Linked DNA regions of Mus musculus: region 1 is linked to region 2. Evidence: chromatin loops called from intact Hi-C (ENCODE). Cell type or tissue: left cerebral cortex. All regions are shown on one strand. Links, peaks and the distances in the headings refer to the core of each region. The heading gives the core; the rest is flanking DNA. Region 1 holds the start of Fgfrl1 (fibroblast growth factor receptor-like 1). Region 2 holds the start of Gm35315.

What was found. Peaks named below come from ENCODE experiments on the same cell type or tissue, not always from the same donor. Only the 100,000 strongest peaks of a DNase experiment are listed, where the experiment ranks them.
Region 1: a loop joins it to region 2, with 2.7 times the contacts of the local background. A loop is called at or near these places in 2 of 42 quality-filtered maps.

What each region holds. Positions count from the first base shown.
Region 1 is chr5:108,686,481-108,698,189 of GRCm38, forward strand. Fgfrl1 (fibroblast growth factor receptor-like 1) reads left to right here and starts at 7,749. Exons shown (of 7, transcript NM_054071.2): 1 at 7,749-8,052; 2 at 8,415-8,638. The coding sequence starts at 8,572. Gm42151 (predicted gene, 42151) reads right to left here and starts at 7,586. Exons shown (of 2, transcript NR_168910.1): 1 at 7,356-7,586. In left cerebral cortex, for the core only: CTCF peaks have their summits at 4,880 and 6,057 (motif pointing right); DNase peaks (open chromatin) are centred at 2,799, 7,624 and 8,487; H3K4me3 peaks cover 2,352 bases.
Region 2 is chr5:110,089,010-110,100,718 of GRCm38, forward strand. Gm35315 reads right to left here and starts at 5,789. Exons shown (of 6, transcript XM_017321231.2): 1 at 5,322-5,789; 2 at 3,898-3,987. The coding sequence starts at 5,324. Plcxd1 (phosphatidylinositol-specific phospholipase C, X domain containing 1) reads left to right here and starts at 10,960. Exons shown (of 8, transcript NM_207279.2): 1 at 10,960-11,010; 2 at 11,139-11,316. The coding sequence starts at 11,178. It also overlaps the pseudogene Gm46940. In left cerebral cortex, for the core only: a CTCF peak has its summit at 6,455; DNase peaks (open chromatin) are centred at 5,463 and 10,087; H3K4me3 peaks cover 1,143 bases; H3K27ac peaks cover 1,179 bases.

The DNA of each region.
Region 1 (11,709 bases), core at 2,340-10,339, 1.4 Mb before region 2:
CGCCCAGTCACTGCCCATCTCGGGGTGTAGTAATGGGGTGATGGGCGAGCAACTAATCAGGTGCTGTCACGCCACATCAGGTGCTGAAACGTCACGCTGCGGGCTATATAAGCAGTGCCATTTTCCAGGTTCGGGGTCTTCCTTATGTTGAAGCAATAAAAGCTTTGCCGTAGAAGGATCCGGTTGTCTGAGTGAATTCTTGCCGGCGAGATACTAGCTCGGGCGAGAAGGGTTGTCCCTGTGTACATCAGGAAGGAAATATCACCATCCTCCTTGCCACAGTATGTGCATGCAGGGTATAGTCCAGGTCCCTCTTCAGTACTTTTGAATCCTGTACATACTTACTCTCACAGCACAGACCTCAGGCCCTTGGTACTCTAGGCAGTTAAGGTAGGAATGTCTGAGGAGAGCAGCTTACTGATTCGCTCTCCATGGCTTGCTCAGCTTGCTCTCTTATAATACACAGGTCCACCTGCTCAGAGATGGCAGTATCCACAGGGGGTTAGGTCCTCCCACATCAATCAGTAATCAAGAAAATGCTCCTCAGACTTGTCTACAAGCCAATCTGATAGAGTCCATTCCTCAGTTGAGCTTTCTTCTTCACAGATGACTCTAGCTTGTGTCAAGTTGACAAAACCTAATCTTGACAGAAGGTCTATGTCATAAAGCCTCTCTGGCCCTGATGACTGGGGCATAGTTGGAGCACCTAAGCCAGAAGGGCACTACCTTGGCTTGGAGTTCTCAGCATATAAATCTTGGCTAATACTGCCTCCCTTCCCCTTTCTCCCATGTGGATGGTGACACACCAGGATTTAGGGCTGTGGGGAGGTCTGATTGTGGCATGGCAGTCCTTCAGGGGTCCAGGGCTTGTCTTCCTCAAAACTTGCATCCGTTCTGGGTCCATCCCTTGAATGTTCCCCATCCTCAGCTCTTTGTCTAGACATTACCATGCTGGGTGATACCTGCCTGCCCTGCTCTCGGGGATGGGCTCAGCTCTAGGTCAGAATCCTGTAGCCCCCATTCAGGGAATCTACTTAGTCTCATACAGGATAGAGACAAAGTGTAGGATATCAGTGACTAGAGACCCTTCCTCACTAAGGCTAAGGCTGAGTCAGGAACAATTCCCCAGCAATTTTGTGTCACCGGACCCCATTCACTGGTCCTTTATGACCCCACAGAACCCTTGTTCATGGGGCCTTGGTATCCAGATTTCTGGACAGAAATTCCACCAGATCAAGTGCTACCTGGGGGTGGGCATTGAGACTGTACACTCCTGCCCATGCCTGAACCACTGCCAGGTGAATAGAAAAACAGCTTTAGGAAGTACCCTGGCCAGTGGCTCTGGCAGAGCTGGGTCTGAAAAGACTCTCCTACCTATCAATATGCAAACTAGAGTGAGGTTTACTTAGTACCTGTGGCTCCTCCCAGCACCTCTTATTTCACCCCTACCCTAAACTTCTTTAGCCTAGGGGTTACTTCACCCCTACCCTAAACCTCTTTAGCCTAGGGGCTGAGCGTCTTTGCTTCTCTCCCCACAGCTTCTCTTTCTTATAATATCCTGCCATTTTGGCCACGTGTTCTCTTGGCCTCATGCTCTTGGTCCAATTGCCATATCTCCTCTTCCTTTCTCGCTCTGCGCTCGCTCTCCCGGGGACTGGTTCAGCCTGGACCCTTCCAGAGGCCACTGCTTGAACTCTCCCTCAGATCTACAATAAAACATCTCCTCAGCCGCACCTTGGAGTGGTCAAGTCCTCACTTTTATTGAGGGTGTTATATTAGTTAATTTTCGATTGCTACAATAATACACCATGGCCTAGGCATCTATGGAAGAGTTTATTACGGCTTATATTTTCAGAGGGATGAAGGTTCATTATGGCAGGAAGGCAGAGGAGTAAGAAGTAGGCATAGTCCTAGGAGCAGGAAACAGATCTCAAACAGACACACAAATCAGAGAGAGTGAGCTGGAAGTAGGGTGAGGGCATAAACTCTCAAAAGCCTGCCTCCAGTAGAGTAGTTACTCTAGCAAGGCTGCACCTCTTTGTGATCCTCCCCAAATGACACCACCAACTGAGGACCAAGTATTCAAATGTCTGAGCTTATAAAGAAAATTTCTAATTCAAACCGCCACATTCCATCCTCTGGGCCCCATCAGCCCGTGGCCATATCATGATGCAAAACACATTTAACCCAACTTCCCAAAGTTTTTTTTTTTTTGTTTTGTTTTGTTTTTTTTAAATATCTAATACTGTTAACCCAGAGTCTCTTCTGAAATGCAAAACAATTTCAAAATCAAAAAGTAATGTTATATACACATATGTATGTATATATGTATGTATGTGCCAACTACAAGGATATAATATACATTACCATCCCAAAGGGGAAGAATGGGGTATAGTGGGAAAATGCTGGACCAAAGTAAGGCTGAACCCTAGTAAGGAAAACTAAGTCCTGTAGACTTTAGTTTTTTTATTTTTTTATTTAAATTTTTTTTTTTTTTTTTTTTTTTTTTTTTTTTTTGGTTTTTCGAGACAAGGGTTTCTCTGTGTAGCCCTGGCTGTCCTGGAACTCACTTTGTAGACCAGGCTGGCCTCAAACTCAGAAATCTGCCTGCCTCTGCCTCCCCAGTGCTGGGATTAAAGGCGTGCGCCACCACACCCGGCTAGATTTTAGTTTTAAAGGGCTTAGATTTCTCAGCTTCTCTGACTTTGCTGCTGCAACATACATCTCTCTTTTGGGGATGGTTCCAAATCCTGCCTGTAACTCTTCTTGACAGATGCCTCATGGCTTAGCATCTCTCACATTCTGGGGTTTCCATAGCAACCCAGCTTCACTGTCACAGCCTCATGCAGTGGCCTCTCAGGGCTTTCAGAGGACTCCCAAACACTGCCTGGCCTCAGTCGGGAATAAAGCTGCTGTGGACACCTGTGCATGTGCCTTCATTTCTGTTGGTCGTGGGTCTGGGAGTATGATGGCTACAGCATATATTAGATAGAACCCATGAGGCATTTCCACAATGGTGGTGTCACATTACACACTCAGCTAGCACGAGTGTCAGCCATGTTATATTTGCTGCTGTGATGGATCTTTCTATCGTGATCTTCTATCTCGACAGGCACATACAAGGCATGGTGGACGCAGAAGTGTCCATACAGCTCGCCTTGTCCTTTACAAATATTGAATGTTCTGCTTCCTCCCTCCAATCTTATCTCTCGCTCTTCTCTGTTTTCGATGTAGGGTCTCACCGTGTAGCCTAAGTTGGCCTCAAACTCATAATCCTCTTGCCTCAGCAAGGCATCACAGGTGTGTCCCACCACTTCCTTGGATATTCCCTGTGATTCTGCACTCAGCAAGGATCACAGGTGGACTGAACAGGAGCATCTGGTTCCTGATTTTAGGGAAAATTAGTTATCTTTCAGTTATGTGTGAGGCTGATTATAGGTTTTTTGGGTTTTAGGGGTTTTTTTTGTGTGTGTGTGTGTGTGTGTGACCTATTTATCTATTTATTTATTTATTTTTACATTTTTATTTATGTTGGTAGCTACCTTTTGCCAAGCTAAGGAAATGCTCTTCTGTCCCTAGTCAGAGGACAGTCCATTCTAGGAGTCAGGAAGGGGTGCTGAGCCTGTCTTGTGCTTTTCTGTGTCACCGTGGCCATCACCTTGCCTTTTGCTTTTTGGAGGCAAAGTCAGTTTTGAAGCTGGAGAGAGGTCTTCCCCGCCCCTGCCCCCAAAATCTGGACATTTTATGCATTTTATTGCAGGTGTTTAGAATATTTATATTTACTATCATTATAGATAAAATTGGGTGTATATCTGACATCTTGTTGTCTTCTATTTTCTCATTTGTTCTTTCTTCTCTGGGATGATTTTTCTCACCTTTGCCCCTGTGTTACTCCATTATATGAAATTGTCTGATGGTTTAGAGAATTTAGACTAAACTTGCGTTTTAAGATGGGTTTTTTTTTTATAAAGTACTTCATTTAGAATTTGAAGATTTATTTATTTATTTATTTATTTATTTATTTATTATATGTAAGTACACTGTAGCTGTCCTCAGATACTCCAGAAGAGGGAGTCAGATCTCATTACAGATGGTTGTGAGCCACCATGTGGTTGCTGGGATTTGAACTCCTGACCTTCGGAAGAGCAGTCGGGTGCTCTTACCCACTGAGCCATCTCACCAGCCCAGATGGGGTATTTCTATATTGCCCAGACCCCAGTCTGAACTCTGATTCCCCAGCCATTCTTTTGGTGTAGACACTGGAGTTGTTAGGACAAGAATGACATCAAACTCTGCTTCCTGCTAAGCCTTTTAGCCTGTTTGCAGTCTAGCTTCAATTCATATTACTTCATAAGCAGAAAATAATTACATTCTATTTCCATTGTCTGCAGAGTTTGTGCTATTGCGATTGCATGTTTTAAATTTTCATATGTGTGGGGTATGGTCACTCCACCCAGCCATCTTCCTGTGCTTTCTTTGCACAGTTCTGTTGCATTCAAGCCCAGCAACCCTTGCTTTGACAATTATCCACCATCTTAATTTCAAGAGCTTAATTCCATACATAGAAATTAGATTTGTGGGGCTGGAGAGATGGCTCAGTGGTTAAGAGCACTGACTGCTCTTTCAGAGGTCCTGAGTTCAATTCCCAGCAACCACATGGTGGCTCACAACCATCTGTAATGGGATCCGATGCCCTCTTCTGGTATGTCTGATGACAGCTACAGTGTACTCATAGACATAAAATAAATAAATACTTAAAAAAAAAAACGAAATTAGATTTGTAGTTGCAAGATATTTTTCTCCCATGATTGTATTCAACGTCTCCATTTTCTTTGTAGCACCCCATCTTCCATACTCACAGGCTCCCTCTACAGTCCAGGTTGTCCTATGTAACTCATGAACCCTCAGCCTCAGTCTCCTGAGTACTGGGGTGACTGGCCACTCCTGGCTTTCTGCAACAGAAATAATCACCGAAAACATGTGATGTTTCTACTTTCTAAGTCTGCTACCTGTTGCTTCTGTCCACCTTCCCCATCTGAGCTATAACTCCACATTTCTTTTCCTGGACATCTGGAATTATGCTGAATATTTCTATTTCTGCACATGCTTCTGGGATATGGCTGGGTCACTTGGAAGCTGGGGGATCCTCTGGGTCTCATTTTCACACATCATCAGGAAGGGGCAGAACTACTTGGTCTGGGTGAGTCTCCCCCACTTCAACTGAGGAAAGCTTATTTTTAGATTCTAGCAACTGCACTTGAACTTCGGGGTCTGACTTGGGCTGTGGACACTGTCTGACTGAACGCAGTGTTTCCTGTTCTAGAATTTTCCACGCTTGTTTTCTCTGTCCTTTCTGGAGGCCCTCGGTGCTGGATGGGGTTCTCTTCTTAAGTCTCTGGAAATCAGTGGATTTTTGTCCTCTTGCCCTCTAACTTGCATCTCACCTGGGCTCTGCCTTGGGCTGTTGAGGACAGTTGTTGGCAGCCATCTCCCGAGAAGTGCCTGTCTCATGTCTTCAGTGGCTTCCACACATATTTGTCACTGTTAATTATTTCAGGTGAGAGTACAAATCTAATCCTTACTACAGTTCAGTTTTCTGCAGGTCTCTTTAGCGGCATATGCACTTTTCAGCCTCTGCAGCTGATCCTGAGCTATCCTCAGTACGGTTGATTGTCTACCTTGTTCAGCCGCACTTCCAGACCATCACAGAGCCTGGTCTTACCAGGGCTCAGAGAATGAGGATCACAGAGAATTAGGAACCGCAGAGTTTACCTCTGCTGGCAGATGCTGCAAACAAACTTGTGATGCTCTGGAGTGGGATTGTCGAATGGACAGGGAATGGCCAACGGCCTAGGTTTCACTTTTAAAGGGGCAGGGCTTGCAACTCCGGTTTCGGGTTCCAAAGAGCAGTGAGGCGAGCCTAGCCAGGTTCCAAAGCTGCGCAGCGGTTTCCGGACAGCAGGAGTGGATACCCTGTGAGCACCGGGCAGGACGTGGAGGGGCGGGGCGGGGCTGGGGTGGTAAATTCCCTCCATAGCTGCCTAACCTATCACCTCCGCCAGGGGGCAGCGTGTTCTTTCACCGGGCAGGGGTAAGGAGTGGAGAACCTGGGCAGGTGGGCCACAGGGAACAGGTGCGGGGGCTGGGGGCTGGGGGCTGGGGGGGGGGGGGCGGCGGTCTCTTCAGCAGGGAACATATAAGGTGAAGGAGGCTGGAGGTGGTGACCAGGGGTTTAGGGCCTAGTGGCCAGGCAGAAGGGAAGCATAGAGTAGTGTTTCTCCCTTCCTGGCACACCTGTACTGACACACCTGTCTTTGAACAAGCCTCACTCACCTGTGGTCTCTGCACCTTCCCGTCTAACTTCAATCCATTGCCTACCTTTTTCTGCCCATTGGGCTCATTTGCTTTTAACCTCCCCACACTACAGAGCCACCTCCACACACAACTGCTCTTGGTTGGCAGCAACACAATGTTGTTGCACTACATGCTTCGGTGGCATCTCCTCACAAAACTTTCTGTGGAGCCAGGACCTACTCAGACTAGTCAGGACCCACTCTGTCTGTTTTAAATGCTTTCTGTGACCCCAGTACTAGCCCAAATTCTCTGGTAGCCCAGAGAAAGTTCCATGGGCTGCTTCTGAGACACAGCGTTGCAGTTGAGATGGGTACTTGGACCTTCATGCAGAGGAGACAAGGTTCACCTCCATTTGCCCACACTAGCCCAGAAACAGAATTTGGGGCTAGGAACACTAGGCTATTCCTCGGTTTCATTTTTCTCTGACAGGCTTCCGGAAAGAGGGGGTGCTTCTTAGCTTAGAGAAGAAAAGTTGTTTGGATCAGGGTCCTTGAAAGCGGAGCTTAGGAGTGGTCTCTTGGGAGGCACTACCGGGGCGTCAAAAATTATGGGATTTATGTTGAGAAAACTGGCAAGACTCATGTTTTGATGAATTTTGGCTCTGGTGAGTGAGGGTAGGCAGGAAGCTGTCTGGAGAGATCGCGGGGGATGGATCAGGATGCTGCTGAAGGGAGCTAGTGAGGTTTGGGAAACTCACCAGTCTTTCTGTTTGATGGGTGCAGGGGTACAGCAAGACACTTGCTAAGTAGCAAAGACAAAAGGGTGTGTTGATTACTATCACAAAGCAGGTGAGGTGCAGAGAAGTATCCAGGTGGGCTGTAGGACCCTCTCAGCCTTCCTAAGGTCCTAGGTACAACTAGATGCTCAAGTCAGGGCTTCGTTGGACTCCAGCACTGGAGATCTGCGCCATCTCCCCCCCCCCCCCCGCACCTTACCCCCCCACCCCCACCCCCCCACCCCCCGCCCTCAAACCAGAGCAGCACAGCGGCCTCTCTACTCACAAAAGCTCGAAGGTTCCGTTCAGCTCCCTTCCTCCTGTTTAAAGCCGGGAGTAGAGACAGTGCAGTAACGGCCAGCTCTGGGGGCCAGGGGCCTAGCTGGTGCAGATACCGAGTGGGCTCCGCGGCCATCAGCTGGTCTTCAGGCTAGCGGGACCGCGCGTTCCCAGAGCCCAGGGGCGGGGGCGCGGCGAGGCAGGGCCGACTGGGCGCGCTCCGGGGAGCCGCCAGCCTGAAGGGCAGAAGCACTGCGAGGGTTAAGCAGCGAGCCTGGCGGGCACGTGTGCGGATTGGAGCAAAGTTTCGGGGAGGGGCGGGGAACGGGGCGGACTGGGGCTCGCAGATTGGCCGGAAGTTGTGCGGGGCGGAGCTCAGGGCTGCTCCGCGCTCGCTCCGGGAGAGTTGACAAAGCCCCGCAGGGAAGGACGCCTCGCGGCGCGGCGCCCCGGGCCCCTCGCCCCGCCGCCCCTCTTCCCCGCCCTCGCCAAGCCTCGCCGTTTATCCGCGCGGACAGCGCGCCCCGCGCCCCAGCCCGGCCCCAGCCGCCAGCGCCCAGGTAGCGCCGCCCCGCCCAGGCCGGGCCCGGGGGCGCGGGGGGCGGGATGCGGCGCCCGGGGCAGCGATGACCGCGTCGCGCTGCTCAGGGGCCCGGCTCTGACCCCGTTGCCTGCTGCGCGCCCCCGCGCTGATCCCTGTCGAGGTGAGCCGGGCTGTACGTCCGCGACCCCCGGAGGGAGGGCTGGAATGGGTTAGAGTGCGGGGCGCGAAGGGCAGGGCCGCGATCACTGTGCGGGGCGGGAGCCGGGCTCGCGCCGTAGCTGCTCCTGTGGGGCCCGCGGCCCTGCCCCGCGCCCCGCCCCCCCTTGAGCCCCACGTGGGCCCCCCAGCGCAAATTTGTCCGCTAATGGCGCAGGCGATTATCTGCGGGGCCGCTCGGTGTTGTGTGTCCCGCGGGCAGGGCCCGAGTTACAAGCGCCAGGAATCCAGACGGTGTTTGGAAAGGGGGCGGCGGGGGCGGCTGGTAATTAGTGTAAACCCTTTGTCTGCCTTTGATACGCTCAGCGTCTACGCGCCTCGCTTCCTTTGCCTGGAGCTCGGCGCCGAGGGGGGCCGGACCCTGGCTCTGCGGCCGCGACCTGGGTCTTGCGGGCCTGAGCCCTGAGTGGCGTCCAGTCCAGCTCCCAGTGACCGCGCCCCTGCTTCAGGTCCGACCGGCGAGATGACGCGGAGCCCCGCGCTGCTGCTGCTGCTATTGGGGGCCCTCCCGTCGGCTGAGGCGGCGCGAGGTGAGTCCTGGCGCCCAGTCTGGCGCTTTGGCCTCTGCAGCGCCGCCCCTTTCCCACCAGCCCTGAACTCTGCCACACAGTGCCCGCCTGGCACACTCCTCCCCTCCCTGTCTGCTCCATCGCAGCAGATCCTCCCCCCAACCCCCATCCTTAACCTGAAGTACTGTCGGTTTTACATGCCTCTACCTCACTCTTGGGGTTACCTAGTCACAATCAGATACCCCCAGCTCACCCTCTTTGGCTGACACCTCATGTAAAGGGCCCCAGAATCATTTGACTGTTGGCCTTGCCTAGGTCCTTTCCAGGACAGCCTCATAATCTTGCATAAACACACTTTCAGGTGCATATCTAGATGGAGAGCAGGTGGTTGTCACCCCTCCCCCAGATTCTTGGGGAGTGGACTCTTTGTGGGAGCAGAAAACCTAATTGGGTCCCTGGGAACTTGCAGAGACTCACACAGTGCCTAGCTGAATATAGAGAACATTGGTGATATCTTGGTGATTGGAGCTCGCTCTGATCCAGCCCTCAGCTGACCCAGCTCTGGACCCTTGGCTTGCTTATCAATTACAGGTAGCATAGTCTACCATCTGGGAGTCCCCAGAGCACAGAACATCACTACAGTAAAGGTGGAAGATCTTAGACCACAGGGTCACACACTATGTTGTTGCAGGATACACCACACTATGGCTTGGCTACATCACTCGTCTTCTGGGGAGCTCTGCCCTAGACCTAGCCCTGGCAGAGGGCACCCAGAGCTGATGGGTGATACATGCCCGTAGATTTTTGGCCACTGTGTTCCAGTGTCACGGGGCACAGTGCTGGGCTCCCCTATGGTTAGGCAGGACTGATGGCCAGGCGGGCCCTTTGGGTGTGTTGGCCACTCAGGACTGTCCTTGCTCTGTCCACCAGTCCTCTGAGGCTTCGCATCTCCTCCCCCCGCCACTAGCGCGGGCGCACTGAGCCCAACCTGGCCTTATATGGCCACGTTTGGTGTTGGGCGGCGGGTGGCGGCCCAGGTGGGCCTTATGCCACTATAACCCCCCTTCTTCTGCTTGGGGACTGGCTGGCTGGAGGGTGGGGGCTGTCCAGGCACAGCTGGGCTGGACAGTGTCCTGGGCATGTAGGCACTTGGGCCATGCTGGGTGAGTTGTCTCTTCACCCTCCCCCCCCCCCCAACTGGTGGCCCAGTCTATGATTGGTCTTTTATCTGTTTGGATACACCCCATCCCTGCACCTGCCTCTTCTTTGGCTGCTCAGCAAAGGAGGCTCTGAAGGCTCCTGCCCTGCCATGATCACTGGCTGGAGCTTCAGGCAGATTGATGGGTGGCAGTGGGCAGCAGCACTACCTTTTGGTGACGGTCCTAGAGGGTCCACTGTTTCTGCCTTTGTCTCCCTTGGCCACAGTCCTGGGACTGTGCCTTGTATCTGACCCTGGCTGTGCTAGTGAAGGCCTTTGGCCAGCACTAGGAAGCTGGAAAGATCTGCCTTCCAAGGGCAAGGGCCCTGTGGTTGGGGTGGAAGAATGGCGTTTCCTGAGTTATGCTGACTTCTCCCTTCAGGCACAATCTGGACTGGAGGGGCTAAGCTATTCCAAATGCATTCCTTCTCCAGTGGTTCTTCGTGAGTAGGCCCAATTTTGACCTTAAATTGGGCCAAAGAACTGCGTGTAGAGTTTGGGCTGTTTTGAAAGCTATTTCCCTGGGGTGTCACAGTTTTTGGAATCTGTACATCTCTAGATTGGGATCATATTTTAAAAGTTCCCCTTTGCCCAAAGTTTCACAATGCAGTGAATTTGCCCTAAGATACTTCCACCCACCCCCTTTGAAAAAAAGACAAGGTTTGGTTTAGTCCATCCCGTTTCTCACAGTTAGAATGTAAGTTTCAGAACAGAATACCATTCTCAAAGATAAGTCTAGAAGTGAAGTGCCACCTCTGGGACCAGCCTCTGAGCAGCCAGCTTAGGAGTCTTCTCTGTCTTTTGGACCCAGTCTTTGGGTTTGGAGTGAGCTGGCCCTGATGGACAGTCGGGGTGCCTGCCATGGCTGTACAGTGCAGCAGTTTGCCCAGAGTCCTGTGTTGTAGAGAAGGATGTGTATGTGGTGCTGTGGAGATGATGATTGGCCATTTGTGTGGAGCTGACCCTGGCTTTTAAACAGTCTGTAGGAGGCCTCTTTTCTTCACAGGCTGTGGCCGATCAGAGTGTGGCTGGAGTGAGGTAGATGTTCGGGAGCCAGGCCTAGCCCCTGTGAGGTAGGGATGTGGGCCAGCCTCCCATTCACATCTGGGGCCCTATTCCTGGAAGGGAAAATAAATCACTGTCCCCCTGGGGGCGGGGAGGGAGCTGTGAACAAAGTCGCCTTTGGCTAGGCCTGGAAATACCGACCACAGGCTCCTTTATCCTTTGTGCAGGATCAATGGGCCTCTGGGCTCTCAGAGTTGCCTTTCAGTCAGCCTGCCCTGTGCTGTGGCCCTTACTAGGGAAATGTTGGTTTTTCCCCAGCTGAGGCCTCTAGTCTCTGGTTTTCCTGGCCTTGGCTCAGTCTTTGCTGGTAGTGCTGGGGGCAGTTGGCTGTGGCCCAACAGCCTCATTTCCCCTACTGGCCACCTGCCCTCTTTATAGCCAGAACCTGATGCTTGGTCCATAGTGGCCTCTTCTCCCTCATTTTGCCTTAATGTGGTGACCCCAGAATGCATAGGGGGTAAGGTGTGTCTAAGCCCCTGTTTCCGTCCTTCATAGGTACCTTCCTCTGCCTGCTACCTGCTCTTCTAACCAGTACTCTTGCCTATATTTCAAGGTGGAGGAGAGCAAAGGGTTCCTGAGAATGGGGTAGGAGGAGCTAAGAGCCCCAGGCTGGGGTGCAAACAGAGTAGGCCTGTGGTAGGTGTAGTCTGTGTAGGCTTAGGAGAGGTAGAAGGTAGACAGAGGGTGCATGCCATTGGATAGCTGCAAAAAGCAAGGGCTTCCCACTGAGCAGGAAGTACAACTCCTCTTTGCACCAGGAGTTTATTTCCCGAGAGATTTGTATGAACTGCCTAGGGTCTGTAGAGCTAGTGGTGGTGCCGCTAGAAGT
Region 2 (11,709 bases), core at 2,327-10,326:
TATTTATCAATTAAATATCTTCATATTTACTCTGCTCCTCACACCATCATTAGCTATAAATAAGAAATGAAAAGATTTTACTTTCGTCTAGAGTAGAAGAATGTGAATCAACATCCTCAATATGGTATTGTTTACAGTGCTGATTACAACCATCATATATTTGTTAAATTTTGCAAAAAAGGGAATTAAGGGGCTGGTGAGATGGGTTAGAGCGTAAGAGCACCGACTGCTCTTCCAAAGGTCCTGAGTTCAAATCCCAGCAACCACATGGTGGCTCACAACCATCCATAATGAGATCTGATGCCATCTTCTGGGGTGTCTGAAGACAGTGACAGTGTACCTTCATATAATAAATAAATAAATAATCTTTCCTTTTTAAAAAAGGGAATTACATGACTTTTAATATCACAAAGAATGCCTTATGTAAAAGAAATTACCTTACCCTACCTAAAAATTTTGAGCCCTAACAGTACATTTAAGACCCCTTTTTCTGTTTGTCAGTAAATAGCTAGTAGGCAAACCGAAGTTATTGAGAACCTAAATCATTAAACACCATCAAATAGAAAAAAATTGCTTAATTTTACTTCACATTATATATTGGGCAGTTTATAGCTATATGGTAAAATGTATAATGACATTACCAAATCATAAATAATAAAAATTATTCTATTTCTTCTAAAAGAAGAAACAAACACCAGAAGCGTTGGGGAAATGATTGGGGGAAAGGGCCACTGAACACGACCACATAGACAACTGTAAGGTAGATGACCATGGAGACAGAACTGGAAAGAAAACAGCCTAAGAAAAAGCTCAGTGTTTTTCTGTGTAGCCCTGGCTGTCCTGGAACTCACTCTGTAGACCAGGCTGGCCTAGATGTGCGCCACCACACCCAGCACAAATCACTTTTAAAGGGTTAAAAGGGGAAGAGAAACAAACACGACCATCTTTTTTAAGGGACACCAATTGGCAGGCACAACAACGTCTAAATTGTACTTCAGATTCTACCCCACGACAGTATCCTGCATACAGGTAGGCTATCTGCACCAAGTTACATTATAACATGATCTAATGTCCACATGAGATAGTGACACTTACTGGTTTTCCACAGTACAATAAAATAAGTAAAATGCTATTGTATGAATACTAATGTCATAAAGGAATCTGTTTTCCCCAGAATGAGACATGAGTTAAAGACAGACCTTAGTGGCAGGTCAGTGCTTTGAAAGAGGGTTGGAGTCCTTCCCTGTCAGGGTCTCAATGCAGCTCACCACCTGCTATTTACTAGCATAGAAACAGCAGCAGAGGGGGCTGGTGAGATGGCTCAGTGGGTAAGAGCACCCGACTGCTCTTCCGAAGGTCCGGAGTTCAAATCCCAGCAACCACATGGTGGCTCACAACCATCTGTAACAAGATCTGACTCCCTCTTCTGGAGTGTCTGAAGACAGCTACAGTGTACTTACATATAATAAATAAATAAATCTTAAAAAAAAAAAGAATACTTTAAAAAAAAAAAAAAAAAAAAAGAAACAGCAGCAGACAGGACAATGGTCAGCAAGATTCAGGGAATGGTGAAGGATATTTTCAGTTTGTAATATGAAATTTAGGTACCCAGAACCCTCAAAAGACACAACCTCATAGATAGGTAAGGAATACATGGTCTTGCGAAAAAGCCCCTGAATTCAAGAAGATAAAAATTTGTAAATACGGGACTGGAGAGATGCCTCAGCAGTTAAGAGCACTGGCTGCTCTTCCAGAGGTCCTGAGTTCAATTCCAGCAACCACATGGTGGTTCAAAACCATCTGTAATGGGACCTGATGCCCTCTTCTGGTATGTGTCTGAAGACAGCTACAGTGTATTCATATAAGTAAAATAAATAAATAAATAAATAATTTTAAAAATTAAAAAATAGTAAACACAATTTATACTTAAAAATGCAATCTTATTCATACTACGAAATATTTAAATAAAAAAAATCACAGACAGAAAAGCCAGAGGAGCCACTCAGCTCGTATTGTAAGACTTTCCATTAAAATCATATACTGTTCTTAAAGTCAGATGATTTCTACCTTTGATTTATAGGAACCATAGCCCTTTTGGTGTACGACGCTTATGTATATGTCTAAGATGCAACTTTCAGGTCATTATATTTGGCTAATGATGTTATTTTCATAGAAAGCATACTAGCTCCTTTCACTCAACTGTAAATCCTATAGAGGTCTTCATCATTCCTTTTCTATACAGTGATTATATAAGAAGTCTCCTCATTTATCTTAAAGGCACATTTGTTATATGTGTTGTGCACTACTTTTTTCACTTAAGCTTGAGAAGGTCAGTTGGCTGGGACTGGGGCAGTGCAGAGTGTGTGCAAGCCTGGGGTCCTGTTGACTAGATGTTCTATGCAGCACAGAAGACAAGGACCCACAGATGTGTGTCTTCCACACACTCACACATGAAATACATTGTTTTAAAAACAGAGGAAATTACCCTTAACTCATGAGTCTCTTAATTATACATATAAATGGAAGAAAATGATTCTTAAAGTGTCCTGGAGGATTTTTGCCACACTTACATAAGTTAAGCTTAACTATTTGGGGGGTGGGGGGGGTTGTCAAGACAGGGTTCCTCTGTATAGCCCTGGCTGTCCGGGGGAACTCTGTCAGTGTCTGTTGGCAGACTTCCCAGCCTGCTGAGCCATGGACCAATGAGAGGAGGTGCACCTGGGGCTCAAGGTGCAGAGGAGCTGAAAGTTCTATTGATCTTGGTGGAAGGAAGAGGGAGGCCCCTCTGAATAAGAAAGAACAGGTGTCCTGTGTATACTTCTGCAATTTCTTTCTGTTAGCTTGTGGCTTTGCTTCCTAAGGTACTGTGGGGGTATAAAAAGACTATAAAAAATAAACTCGGGCTGGTGAGATGGCTCAGTGGGTAAGAGCACCTGACTGCTCTTCCGAAGGTCCGAAGTTCAAATCCCAGCAACCACAGGGTGGCTCACAACCATCCAAAATGAGATCTGACTCCCTCTTCTGGAGTGTCTGAAGACAGCTACAGTGTACTTATATATAATAAAAATAAATAAATCTTTAAAAAAAAAAAAGAAAGAAAAATAAACTTGAGGATGCTGGTTGCTGCCGCAGCAGTCCTCCTAAATCTAACTCTTGGCTTTCCATCTTCTTTCTGCCCTTCCTATCTTTCATCCTCGCTTCCCTTCAGAAGCATGTTCCCCTGTTCAACGTGTGCTGGTGGGTCAAGTACAAGGAAAGAAATTAGATTCAAGGATCTCTTTCTACTCCATCCTTGTTTCTCTCCTATCTAGTGGTAGGGGGGTTGAAACTAAGGGCCATTGGGGGTGGATTAAGGGTGGAGAAAAAAAAAGAAACCATAAAGTAGCAATGACCAGCTAGGTTGGTTAATGCTAATAGAGGAGCCAGCCTAGGACAGATTTTGCATTCCACATATGCTGTCACCCTTAAGTCTCTTTTAGGTTCAGGTTCCAGGTTAGGTTTTGAACAACTTAAATACAGACTGGAGACTGCAAGTCTAGCCACTAAGACACATGGGAAATTTACACAGCAAGAGGAAGGTCCCAGACGATGAAAAACATAGGAGAAGAACGTAGAAAGTATAAAAGCTGGGGTGGGGAGGTCTTGCACAAGCTGTGTCTTATGCTAAGTAAGCTTCCTAAGAAGAATAACATCAGGCTGGAGAGATGGCTCAGAGGTTAAGAGCACTGACTGCTCTTCCAAAGGCCCTGAGTTCAATTCCCAGCAACCACGTGGTGGCTCACAACCATCCATAATAGAATCTGATATCCTCTTCTGGTGTGTGTCTGAGACAGCTATAGTGTACAAATGTATATTAAATAAATACGTTTTTAAAAGAAAAAAGAATACCCTACTTACATGGGGGAAATGGAAGGAAACAGGAGACTTCTGTGAAGTCAGCAGAAGCATCATCGAATGGGACGCACTCAGGTGAAGTCTAAACAAACACTGCTGCGCGAGGGGAACTCAATGTAAATCAGAAACACTACTGACCAAGCCTCTAGTGGCCTTGGAATTGATAACCACAGCCCCATATGGTGGGAAGTTGTGCTCTCAGAATCTGATTCAACCCCTCCCAAAGGCCCTGCCCCACACCATTACCACCAGCTCCTAAGCACATTCCAGGTTTTAGAGAAGGAGCCCTGTTTTCTCTATACCCAGGGCCTCAGGGAAAGCTCCCAAGGACTAGGCCTTAAATTGTGACTGGCTCTGCCAAGCATGTTCCTGGGTTTCAGAAGGAGTTGTGTCATTCTCCGTACACGTGGACTTCAGAGAAAGAAAGCCTTACTTGATCAGGCCAGCATTCAACACAACAGTGGTGTTTGTTTGTTTGTTTGTTTTTGTTTTTTTGGTTTTCGAGACAGGGTTTCTCTGTGTAGCCCTGGCTGTCCTGGAATTCACTTTGTAGACCAGGTTGGCCTTGAACTCAGAAATGGGCCTGCCTCTGCCTCCTGAGTTTGTTTCTTAAACTTTTCAAATGTCTGTCACCAGGTGTCATCTTGCCCATGTGGCAAAACTATGCTTTTCTCAAGAAAAAAACTGAAACTTTATGGCACACTAGGCCCTAATTAACATTGGTTATGATCCTGTAATGCCCCATTAAGCAGCTGGTTAGAGGCCTGCTCTTTGATATGGGGATGGGATTGGTGGCTGGTTGTAAATCAGGGTTGTTTCCTTTATTATGGTTTGGAGCCATATTTCTGGACAATCCTGGTGAATAAACATGTGTATCCTAACATCCTAATTTCTAACAGGCCTGGTTAGCATATTATTCATCTATGGGATGTGTTAAATGCAGTCCACCCTTAGATAAATTCTACTTAGAGTGCCTTACTATCTCCTAAGCTTTAGTAAATCCTTTACATCATCAATCCTGTACTTTTACATCACAGATTGATATTGGATTGCTACCCAGCACACAACCTCCACAAAATTAACTCCAAATGGATTGTCCACCTTAATGTCAAATGCTAACAACAGAACTTGTAGAAACTAGGACTCTCTGAGTTTGGGATCAAGCTAAAGATCTTTTTACACACAAGCCACTATTTCAAATGCTCTTCGCAGATGCAGTCCCCACAATGAAGTTATTCAGAGGCTTGGTCTAGCAATTGTCTAGGACCACAAGGGACCTCATAGGTGGCCGCACCTGACCTCATAGGTGGCCCCATCTGGCGGCCCGGGCGGGGGGGAGGGGGGGCAGGGAGGCGGGAACCCACACAGCAGCTCCCACTGCCCAGCCCCTTGCTCCTCCCGGTTGTTGGCAGTGACCCTGTGCTCACCATGCCGCAACTTTAAAGCTTGCCAGAGCGCGAGTCACAGCATCCAGAGTCAGAACAGAGGACCATTCAAGCCTGCTCAGCTACTAAGAGGAACCCTCCGCGTGGCTCGCAGAAGAACCCGCCTCCTCTTCTGACTGGCACGCCCGAAGGCTTTGATTGGCCAGTGATTCTTGAGTGACATGAGAATCTCTCTTAGGGTTAGAGTGTGCGGAAGAGACGCGATAAAGAGGTTCTCAGCCCAGGCTTCCAGTCCGGGGCCCGACCTTTTCCAGATCTACCGAGATATGCATTTATGTAACACTTGTGCCTGTCCTCCAATAGCCTACCCATCTGTCTCTCTGCGCAGCCCCAGAGAGGATTCCACCTACCACTGCTCAGCAGCCCGCTCCTCCCCTCTGTGGGCAGTGACCCTGTGCTCACCAGGTTCTGACTTCAGCCTGAGCTCCCCTCACAGCACTCAGTTGGTTCTTTCCCTTCTTACTCCGGAATCAAGGTAGATAGCTTGCATAGCCCATTACTCAATTTGCAGGGGAGTTATCAATCTGCCCAAGTGGAAGGGTGCCCAGGATATTAGCAATTAAAGAGAGATTTTAGGAAACAAGATGTTTGTTTTGTGGCTGGGACAAGCGGCTGAAATGCGCACTGAATAGCAAAGCTGGCCGGACCTATCCCAGAACTCTGCATTCTCCACCTGTTACAGGGCATGGCTGGCATACCCTGCTTTGTACCCTGAACTTTCCAGCCCAAGGGCCAGGTTTTCCCTCCACCAGAAGCTCTTTCTATGTAATCCAGACATTTTGTGCTCTTTGTCTCGGTTTCTCTGTCTCTGTGTCTCCCTCTCCCCCTCTCCCTCCCTCCCCTTCCCTTTTCCTCTCTCCACTTTTCTTCTTTCTCTCTTACCCCTCCCCATGCCCTGCATTTTTCTCTGCCTGTTTGCCTTTCTTGCTTTTTCTCTCTTTCTCCCCACACCCCTCCTCATTCTCCCTCCCCATAACGACTTCTCTGACCTCCTTGGGACTAGTGAGTCCACTAGAGAGCTGCCCTCAATAAACCTGCAAATACTCCAGTTAGACTTGGGTTGTGTCCTTCATGCTGGGCTTAGTTAAACTGCAGCTAGTTTATCACCACTAGGTGTGAGAACCCTGGGAGAAAAACAAGAAATGGATGACAAACCCTTTGGCGCAATATTGTTAGCCAGCACACCTTCCTCCGTGGGAAGGTGAACACACATTCACACGCAGAGCTGTATTAGTAAAGGTTCTCAGACGAGCAGACCTGATAGGATGAATCTATGTATGTACAAAGTGGATTTATGTCGGGCGTGGTGGCGCACGCCTTTAATCCTAGCACTCAGGAGGCAGAGGCAGGCGGATTTCTGAGTTCGAGGCCAGCTTGGTCTACAAAGTGAGTTCCAGGACAGCCAGGGCTATACAGAGGAAACCCTGCCTCGAACAAACAAACAAAACACACACACAAGTGGATTTCTTAGAATAATTTCCCGGCTGTGGTCCAGCTAGTCTATCTAATAGTGGTTTAGTCTGTGTCTCAGCTGGCCTTCAGTATATACCAGATTTCTGAAGTCGATTCCTGTTACTAATATGCTTTTCCTGTTATTATTATATTCATAATCACTAGGTATTAGTCCACCCTTTAAAGCAAATCTCTGCAGATCTACGAAGATGTACTGTCTTGTAGTGTTGTTGTAGTGATTCTATATAGACAAATAGATGACTTCTTAATTCTTAATGATGATCCTATAACAATTCCTAAAATTAGTGGGACTGCTATTAGGTCCTTTCTAATAGTCAAAACTGCAATGAGAAGAAAAAAAAAAAAAAAGCTGAGCATGGTGGCACACACCTTTAATCCCAGTACTTGGGAGGCAGAGGCAGGCGGATTTCTGAGTTCAAGGCCAGCCTGGTCTACAGCATGAGTTCCAGGACAGCCAGGGCTACACAGAGAAACCCTGTCTCAAAAAACAAAACAAAACAAAACAAACGAACAAACAAAAAACTGCAATGAGAACTTTGCCAGTCTCTGTCACCAATCACTTGCTTTTACTACTCAGAGCACATTTCAAGAGGTTGTAAAACCAAAGGTCATAAAAAGGGAACTAACAATTTATTATAGGTGCTAAGAGAGAGGATAAAATATTGACTGGGTTTATCTATACAAAACTTCACTAATAACTTAGTTATGGTTTTAAACCTTCAGTGAACCTGTGGAGCTGAGACAGGTGATGGATGTCTAGCCAGATAATCACTCCTAATGGATATGCATGTAAACATTCTCTGTTGTAAACTTCTATTTCAATTTATGATTTAAATTATGCATAAACTTGTGATGAACTTTTTTTAGCATGCGATCATGTGTTCTGAAAGATGTCTAAGTGCTGAGGACAGAGAAACATAACCGACCTGAGGAGAACCTTTTAGACAGAACGGGTTTTTTTTTTGTTTTTGTTTTTTTAACAGACAAAGGCTTGTTTTATTTTAATGACTGATCTAAGTGAGGCCACAGCCAGGCCACTATGTACAGACACGAGGCGAGGGAAGCTTTATTTCTTGGTCTCCTCCTCCTTGGACAGAGTCTTGGTGATCTCTTCCTTCTCACCTGGAGGCGCGCGTGCTTCTTAGTCTTAGACCTGCGAGCCTCAGCCTGGTCAGCCAGGAGCTTCTTGTGGGCCTTGTCTGCCTTCAGCTTGTGGATGTGCTCATGAGAATCCACTTGTTTTTGAATACATTCCCTTTGACCTTCAGGTACAGGCTGTGATACATATGGTGGTCAATCTTCTTAGATTCCCGGTATCTCCTGAGAAGCCCACGTAGGATCCTCATCCTTCTCATCCAGGTCACCTTCTCTGGCATCCTAGCGTTGGCAGTACCGTTCCTCTTCCCTATGCCCATATGCCTGCCCTTCCGTCGGGCCAAGGTGTTCTTCCGGCAGCGAGCCCTGGAACGGACAGTCACAGGCTTCTGGATGATCAGCCCAGTTTTGATCGGCTTCCTGATCTGCTGACAGGAGCTGGCATTGGCGATTTCATAGGTCTCATTGGGGTCCAACCAGACTTTCTTTTTCCCTCAGCGGAGGACACTAGAGGCAAGCCTCTTCTGTAGCCTGAGCATACTCATGGCTGCAGACGCAGCAGCGAAAAGAAAGAGTGACAGAATGCTTTTTAGTCAGACCTGAACAGAACTTTTTAGAACAGAACTGAGGATAATTTTTTAGTTAGGACAGGAGAAAACTTTTTTTTTGACAGAACTGAACTCAAGAAGAACTTAGAAGAAAAGGCATAGCATAGGGGAAAAAAGGCATTGAGAGTAAGAGTATTATTGTGACATCAGAGCAGGAGGAGAGAGCAAGGTTAGGAGGATACAGAGTGGAATAACTTAGAAACTGTAAGGTAACATAAAAAAAAACAAAAACAAAAACAAAAACTAAGAGAACAATGCGCAGAATGCAGAGGGAGAGAGGAAAAAAAAAGATGTCGCAGAGAGCAGAAGGAGCAGGCAGGCTTCTCCTTATCAGGGTTTCTCTGTGTAATCCTGGCTGTCCTGGAACTCACTCTGTAGACCAGGCTGGCCTTCCGCCTGCCTCTGCCTCCCAAGTGCTGGGATTAAAGGTGTGCACCACCACTGCCCGGCAGGTCTTTTCTTAATAACAAGGCAGGCTTAGTCTTACTAAAGGAACAAAACTTTCTTCTTACAAACTTGGGTTTAGTTCGTTTACCAGTAAAAGGGTAGATGCTCCTCCTCTTTCAGGAATAACATCAGCAGCTCCTTCAAGCCTCCTATGCCACCAACTGAGGCAACTTCTCTTTCCAAGGAACTTCAGCCCTGGTCCTGGCTCAAGACAGAAGGACCCACCTCTACATTCTGGGCCAGATGTTTGTGCTTAATGCAAGACGCAGTACAGTTTTTTGCTTTACTGAGAGCTGGGCATGGAGGCCCGAAACAATATATCTCGTTAATGGCCTTGGTTTTTGTCTAGCCTTCACTGCCGTTATCCAGGCTCCAGGCTGTGAGACCAGGATGGCTTTACAGGACCACTTCCAGAGAACCCAGCCCATAGCATTCCATAGGTGGGCAGCACCTGAAGTTCCCCAACAAGGTGGGGGCATGACTAGAGGCGGTTGTCCCCATTGACCAGAGTCCTTCTTGGGGACCTTCATTCCCGATTGTCTAAATGGTCTGGGAGATGCTCCTGGGAAAGGTGGAAGTCTTCAAATGGCTGCTGGTATCTGGCTTCAAAGGACCCTTCCTAGGCTGGACATGGAACAACTGACTAACCCAAACCCTAACCTTCCTGAAAGCACAGGAGGTCAGCTGAGAGTACAGGACATCTGCTGGGTACACAGGACACCTGCTGAGGGTACAGGACACCTTCTGGGGCACAGGAGACCTGTAGAGGGCACAGAACACCTACAGATTTCACAGGAGTCCTGCACTGGACCTGCCGGGTCAGAGAATACCTATGAGGGGACTAGACACCTACTAAGGCCCAGGGGACCTGCACTGGGCTCGGGGATACCTGCTGAGGGCACAGGACAAGTGGGTCTCAGGTGTAACCGCCTGCGGCCACACTAACTGGGTTCCTGAGTGGGAGGTCCGAGCTGTACGGAGAGAAATAATGGAGGCCAAGACATGTTTCTGTTCAAGGCCCCCAAGTTTACTAAGAGTCTGTGCTTATAAAGTGGGGAGGCCCACCCACTGCAGATCTATTCTTGATGCCCATTGCCAGCCTGTGCCATCTGCTGCACAGAACTGGTTTGGCAAGTAGGTGTAAATTACTGGATTGCTTGAAGTCTCCATCTCAAGGGCCTCTCAGCAGGTAGCAGTGTCTTGGAGTAGAGCAGAGGCAGGTGGCAGAACAATACAGCCCTCTAAGTCAGAAGGCTCCACCCCAGGTGGTCTCGTACTCAGTGGCAGCAAGGTCTGAATCAGCCTGCTTCAAGGCTGGGGGAGGTTACACTCAGGAAGCACTCAGGGGTTCCCTTGTAACATACAGGGGACTGCTTCCCTGGTTTACCATCAGCAGAGCTCTTAAGTCCTGCACAGGCCTTGGCAGGTGAAGGGGGGAGGGACTGAAAAAGGGAGGGAGGGAGAGAGGAAGGGAGGGTTGCTGGAGGCAGTGACAACCACCCAGTCCTAGACCTCTGGTGGGGGATCCTGCAGAGCCCGGGGGGGGGGGGGGGGAGGGGTAAACAGAAAAGTCTGTGAACCTTTGTGGCATGCGGGGAGCTCCTAGGCAATTCCTGGAACCCCAGGCTCAGGTCCCCCCTGTGCCCCAGTCCACACTTGCCTCTGAGCCCATCCTTCTCCAGCCTGTGTCCCTCCCCAGGCTCGAATTCCTGAAAGAGGAGGAGGAGGGGGAGGAGGAGGAGGAGAAGGAGCCTTGCTGGGCCAGGGAAACAAAAGTTTACCATCCTGTGGCTTTAAAACCACAGCTGGTTAGGATGAAAAGAGTAGATGCCTGGCAGTTTGGCTCTGGAGCCAGGGCAGAGGAATGCAGGGCCTGTAAGGGCTTGACCCTGGAAGGGAAGACCCATCACAGAGCCTTTGGGAACAGCAGCTCCTTGTGGTAGGTTAGAAGAGAGGTTGAACCCTTATTAAAAGTAGATTTCAAAAAAGGTTATGCCTACACACGCATGACTTAACTGCGCTGGCAGTGGAGTCTGATCTGGTGCTTGGTAAGAGAGGGGAAGGGACAAGGGAGGGAGGGAGTCCTCGGGACACGGTGCCTCAGTTTCCCCTCGCCCCAGCTGCCTCGGTGGCCCCCTCCCTTCTAGCTGCCTCAGTTTTCCCCTCTGTATCTCAGATGCTAGCCTGCCCGGCCTGCCAGGATTATGGCTGAAGAATGAGCCAGTCAGAGTTGGTCCCCACCCCACCCCTAATGCAGGGACTAGAGCCGAGCAGGGTAGGAAGAGTGGGTGAAGTCTGCCGCTCAGTGCATAAGAACGTGTTGACCGTCCCAGAGCACACAGTAGGCACCGAAGGTATGCATGCATGTGTCCTGACTATGCGTGACATCACAGCGGCCACGCCCCTGCAGGGGACAGAGTCTTTTGGGGGAGGGAGCTCGGGCCACAGACTCGCTAGTGGGACAGCGTGGACTTTGGTGCTCCCCCTCCTCCGTCTCACGTGAACACCCGCGGGGTGCCGGGACCGCAGGTCAGTGACTGAACAGGGTCACAGGTGGGAGGTGGGGGTGGGGTGGGGTGGAGAATATAGGTCTGAGGGCCACACTGGGATGGGGAAGGAAGTTCTGATCCCAGGGTCACGGAGGTGGGGGTGAGAGTATGGGTCACGTGGTGGGAGCGAGGGTCCTGAGGTCACACGGGTTGGGGGATGGAGCATGGGCCCAGGAGTCACCCGGGGGTGGAAATGCG